Regions from separate parts of the Homo sapiens genome. Here region 2 is linked to region 1. The links are chromatin contacts, found by Hi-C or POLR2A ChIA-PET in ENCODE. All regions are on one chromosome and are shown on one strand. Each heading gives the region's core, a stretch centred on a gene start or an enhancer-like site at or near the end of the contact. The rest is flanking DNA. Distances are from core to core; before and after follow the strand shown.

Region 1 (3,008 bases), core at 407-2,906:
CTCTGTCGCCCAGGCTGGAGTGCAGTGACACTATCTTGGCTCTCTGCAACCTCCACCTCCCAGGTTCAAGTGATTCTCCTGCCTCAGCCTCTCGAGTAGCTGGGATTACAGGTGTGCACCACCACACCTGGCTAATTTTTGTATTTTTAGTAGAGGCGTGGTTTCACCATGTTGGCCAGGCTGATCTTGAGCTCCTGACCTCAAGTGATCTGTCTGCCTCGGCCTCCCAAAGTCCTGGGATTGCAGGTGTGAGCCACCGCGCCTGGCCTCTGAATGGTTTTAGATTTCACCATGTGTGAGCATAGGGATGATGGTGATATATAAATATACGTAACATATTTTAAAGACAACATAGAAGTTTGTTTCTCTTGCATATAATAGTCTGATGACAAACAATCCAGGGCTTCCACGGCAGCTCCACAATCTCAAGGAACCATTTTCCGTTTTCCTTGTATCTTGCTGGGTTTTCTTGTCTTGCTCAGTAGGTGACTTCTATCTTTGGGTCCAATATGGCTGCTTCAGCTCCCGCCATCGCTTCTGTAACCCACCCAGTGGCAAGGGGGAAAGAGGAAAAGTGTGTGCCTTTCCTTTTCCCCCACCCCCTAGTTTAAAAAAATCAGATGGACTGGATGCGGTGGCTGATGCCTGTAATGCCAGCACTTTGGGAGGCCAAGGCAGGTGGATCACCTGAGGTCAGGAGTTCGAGATCAGCCTGGCCAACATGGCGAAGCCCCATCTCTACTAAAAATGCAAAAAATTAGCTGGGCATGGTGGTGCACGCCTGTAATCCCAGCTACTCAGGAGGCCGAGGCAGGAGAATCGCTTGAACCCAGGAGGTGGAGGTTACAGTGAGCGGAGATCACACCATTGCACTCCAGCCTGGGCAACAAGAGCTAAACTCCATCTCAGGAAAAAAAAAAAAAAATTCAGATGATGCAGCCTGGGCAGCATGGTGAGACTCCATCTCTACTAAAAATACAAAAAAATTAGCCAGGCATGGAGGTACTTACCTGTAGTCCCAGCTGCTCAGCAGGCTGAGGCGGGAGGATTGCTTGAGCCAGGGAGGTCAAGGCTGCAGTGAGCTATGATCGTGCCACTGCACTCCAGCCTGAGTGACAGAGGAACACCTTGTCTCAAACCAAACCAAACAAAACAAACCCAAAAAACAACCATCAGATGAAGATATTTTAGAGAAGAGATTAAGGCTCAGAGAGGTTAAGTGCTTTGTGCAATGTCACACAGCATGTGAATGACAAGGCTGGGCCTCTTGGGTCTGCTGACCCTAGGACTTAGCTTGAGCTATGTGTGCTGTTTTCAGGAGAAGCTATGGCCGTATACAGGGCACAGGGATGGGGAGGGGGGCTGTACCCAGTGTTCCCCCCACCCCCGAGCAGACAGAGAAATCCATCTGGGGCCTCCACTCCTGGGAGCCGGGCCAGGAATTTTCCCCACAGCCTAGGAGAGGTCACATTAGTAATCTGCCTGTCCTTCCCTTCTCTTCCCAGGAGCTTTAAGATGCTGGGAAAATAGGAATGACTTAGTAATGAGTTACTTTAATTGGATTTTCCCCCAGTATTGGTATGCAGAGGTTATCGTTGAATGATTTACTGAGTAGCCCATGCCAGAGTTCAGCTGTGGTGCAGGCGTGTGTGTATGTGTGTGTGCATGTGCGTGCCTGGTGTGAGTGCACAGACACGCACTTCTGTACAGATATATGTCTGTGTGCATGCGTGTGTATCCTGCACTTTCAGAAGGGCCTCAAACAGCTCTTTATCCAGTGGGCACTTCTGCCTCCACCCCTCTGTCCCCGCCTCCCGCAGGAGGGAAGCCAGGAGGGGGACGGCTGGCAACGGGGCACAGCGAGGAGCTGTGTCTGGGATGGTGTGTGTTGTCACTGGCAGCCAGTCATATGAGTCACCGGCCAAATTAACTCAAGTTTCCTTTGGGGAAAAATGTAATCAGTTATTGCATTCTGGTTCATTTTAGCAAATTAACTCGTTCAGTTTTTTATTTTTATTTCTTTTTAATTTTGGGGGTGGCAGTGGTGGCTACAGCTGGGGAGGGGGTTGGTGGAGGCCTGAGTGAGTGGAGGCAGCTGTGTGTGCATGTGTGTGTGAGTGTGTGCGTGTGTTCACGTGTGTCTGCGCACGTGTGTGCACACATGTGTCCGTGTGTGCGTGTATGCATGTGTGTGTTTGTGTGTGCATGTGTGTCCACGTGTGTGTGCGTGCGTGTGTGTGTGCATGTGCGTGTGTCTGCACGTGTGAGTGTGTAAAGGCCCTAAGGGTACTCGAGGACCGGCTTCCAGAGAAGGTGGGTCAGGGCCGAGCCTAGGACAGGGGCTGCTGTCCTGGGGCCCGACATGACCTCATGTCCTGCTCAGACCTGCAGGTGGAAACACCCCTTTGAAGAAGGACTTTGCTGCCCACAAAGCATATTCCCTCGACACTCTTGTGCCCACTAACCAGGAGGGCATGGTAGCTGGGCTGTGCCCAAGTGAGGGGGGCTCCTGGGGCCTGAGTGGGCCTCGTGGGACATATTGCCTCCTCGCCACAAGGCGCCGGTCTGGAAGATTCCACCAGGCCTGTCTGTGTGTGAATGATCCCACTGTTGTGGTTCCCAAGGCACCGATGGGCTCAGTCCTCCAGCCTGGGGTTTTTATGTTTGCTCTTGCATTTCATTCTTACTTCTAGCCCTAAGGTAGGTACCGCAAACCCTGTTTTACCCCCTGAGCATGGGAATCTCACCCAAGTTCACACAGTGACCCCGGGCCCTGCTCCCTTCGCCTCTCAGTAGGGCCCTGTATCTTCCCCGCCTCAAATGGTTGGGGGTACAAAAGGCATTTTATTTTATTTTATTTTTGAGAAGGGGTTTGGCTCTCTTTGCCCAGGCCGGAGTTCAATGGCATGATCTCGGCTCACTGCAACCTCTGCCTCCTGGGTTCAAGCAATTCTCCTGCCTCAGCCTCCTGAGTAGCTGGGATTATAGGTGTGCACCACCACGCCCAG
Region 2 (2,709 bases), core at 181-2,680, 110 kb before region 1:
TACAGGCCTGGCACATAGTAGGCATCTAATAAATGTCTTTTTGTTTGTTTGTTTTGAGGCGGACTCTCGCTCTTTCGCCCAAGCTGGAGTGCAGTGGCGCGATCTAGGCTCACTACAACCTCCACCTCCCGGGTTCAAGCTATTCTCTTGTGTCAGCCTCCCGAGTAGCTGGGATCACAGGTACGCGCCACCACACCCAGCTAATTTTTTGTAATTTTAGTAGAGACGGGGTTTCGTCAGGTTGGCCAGGCTGGTCTCGAACTCCTGACCTCAGGTGACCCACCCGCCTCAGCCTCCCAAAATGCCGGGATTACAGCTGTGAGCCACCACGCCCCACCACGTGTAATAAATGTCTGATGAGTGCAGGTAGGAAAAAAGGAGCCGGGCTCCTTCCTCAGTGAAGAGTTAAAGGTCAAGGGTCATGAGGTCTAATCTATCCCTCTGTACAGTTTATTTTCAGGGTCTCCTTTTGTATTTAAGAATGGGTGAGCAGCTGTGGACGGTGGCTCACGCCTGTAATCCCAGCACTTTAGGAGGCTGAGGTGGGAGGATTGCTTGAGCCCAGGAGTTTGAGACCAGCCTGAGCAACATAGCAAGACACCGTCTCTACAAAAAATAAAAAAATTAGCCAGGTGTGGTGGTGTGGGCTTGTAGTCCCTGGTACTTGGGAGGCTGAGGTTGCAATCCTTAAGGAGAATCGCTAGAGCCTGGGAGGTCAAGGTTGCAGTCAGCTTAAATCACACCACTGCACTCCAGCCTCAGTGACAGAGCAAGACCCTGTCTCAAAAAAAAAAAAAAGGGAAAAGAAAAAAATAATGGGAAAACCATACCAGCCACCTCCTACCTTGCTGGAAGGTGACCAGCCTGAGGTCTGGTTTTCCACAATTTCCTGAAAACTTCCCAAACATCTGGCGCCAGTGTGAAAAGAGCCGGGTGAGGCCTGGAGCCAGAATTAGGCCATCAGTGTTCCCTGAACCTGATAAAATCCTAACCGTCCCAGAAGCCAAGCTGGACTGGGGCGTGAGATCATCACATGCCTGAGATACTTGAATCAACTTGTTCACAGCTTTCCTGGGTCATGTTTTTCATAATTCATGATTCACAGGAGACTTTTAACAACAAAAACATTCAGATTAAATTTTTATATGAGATGTTTTTCCTTTCTTCTACAAGCATTATCAACCATTTCGATCACAAAAAAAAAAAAACCCTCTGCCCACCTCCATAATTATTTAAGGATTTTTTTTTTAACTTGTTTTTCTACTTAATTTGATTCAAAGATAGGAACTCTGGGTATCGAAAGGTGGCATTAAATTGTGGTTTCTCAGGTGACTCAGACAATTTGATGATCCAATTTGTTTTCCTTTCTTTCTTTTTTTTCCTTTTTTTTTTTGAGTCAGGGTTTCGCTCTGTCGCCCAGGCTGGAGTGCAGTGGTGTGATCACCAGTCACTGCAGCCTGGAACTCCTGGGCTCCAGCGATCCCCCCATCTCAGCCTCCCAAGTAGCTGGGACTACAGGCATTTGCCACCACACTTGGCTAATTTTTAAATTTTTTGTAGAGATAGGATTTCACTATATTGCCCAGGCTGGTCTTGAACTCCTGGGCTCAAGCAATCCTCCCACCTTGGCCTCCCAAAGTACTGGGATTACAGGGGTGAGCTACCATGCCTGGCGCTTTTTTTTTTTATTAAATAGTACATGATGCCCTGTCCCTCAAATGAAAACAAATAGGGCAGATTGCTTGAGCCCAGGAGTTTGAGACCAGCCTGGGTAACATGGCGAAACCCTGTCTCTACAAAAAAATACAAAAATTAGCTGGGCATGGTAGCACGTGCGTGTAATCCCAGCTACTCGGGAGGCTGAAGTGGGAGGATCACTTGAGTGCAGAACATCAAGTTTACAGTGAGCCGTGATCATGCCACTGCACTCCAGCCTGGGTGACAGAACAAGATCCTGTCTCAAAAAAAAAAAAAAAAAGAAAAAGAAAGAAAAAGAAAAGAAAACCACACCAGAAAATCTTTTAGCAATACCCTCAAGTCAGTTTTCTCTTTTTTCTTTTTTTTCTGCTGAAAGAATACTCAAAGAAACAGCCCAGCTCTTTTTATTTCTCATGGATACTTTTCAGGGACCTATGTGTGTAACCATTAAAAGACATATTGGAACCATGCTGAAAATTCCATCTCTTTGAATAAGGACTGACTTCACCCAGTCCCCAAGAAGTAACAAGACGGCTGATTACTGTCATTATTTTTGCCATTTGAAAACTCTCCACAGATGTTTCTTTCTCTACGGTCAGAGAGGCTGCTGCTTCAAGAGTAAGACTTGTGCCATGTTGCCTTCAAACAGGAGAAGGGGAGGGGAAAACGATTTAAAAACAAGAGGGAGCTGGGTGCTGTGGCTCATACCTGTAATCCCAGAGCTTTGGGAGGCCAAGGCAGGAGGACTGCTTGAGACAAGGAGTTCGAGTCCGGCCTGGGCAACATAGTGAGATCCCATCTCTATGACTGATAATTAAAAAAAACAAAACAAAACATGTTTTAATTAAAAAAAGAAAAATCAACAAAGAGTATTTTTATGATGGTCTTTTGGAAACAAGTTTGCTTTCTCTTGTTTTCTCTGTGCTATAAGGCCAAGGGCACAGGTCCCTCCTCCGAGGTGAGGCTCCTCTCTCTGACCAGGTGGGGAGTAGGTCTGGCTGCACAGTGGAG

Evidence for each region. Hi-C counts contacts between places; a loop is a spot of excess contacts on that map. ChIA-PET counts read pairs that join two places held with the same protein, here RNA polymerase II (POLR2A). Pooled maps may share reads with other maps.
Region 2: a loop to region 1 is called in a map of GM18951, with 2.2 times the contacts of the local background. The contact joins two enhancer-like sites. A Hi-C loop is called at or near these places in 13 of 168 maps with a recorded cell type or tissue (GM18951, HL-60/S4, heart left ventricle and 8 more) and 2 of 50 pooled maps. POLR2A ChIA-PET finds 5 or more read pairs at or near these places in 5 of 52 experiments (Caco-2, HEK293, K562 and 2 more).

The regions. Positions count from the first base shown.
Region 1 is chr7:101,680,144-101,683,151 of GRCh38, reverse strand. No RefSeq gene overlaps it. Among named protein-coding and RNA genes, the nearest start is that of MYL10, 52 kb to the right of the region's middle. RefSeq lists enhancers at 1,678-2,186, 2,187-2,702. Within about 2 kb of position 1,656, at least 7 of the 41 ENCODE cell types and tissues checked have a DNase peak (open chromatin) inside an H3K27ac peak, as active enhancers do; they include heart right ventricle, where a contact is called at or near this core.
Region 2 is chr7:101,790,837-101,793,545 of GRCh38, reverse strand. No RefSeq gene overlaps it. Among named protein-coding and RNA genes, the nearest start is that of CUX1, 25 kb to the left of the region's middle. Within about 2 kb of position 1,430, at least 4 of the 41 ENCODE cell types and tissues checked have a DNase peak (open chromatin) inside an H3K27ac peak, as active enhancers do; they include heart right ventricle, where a contact is called at or near this core.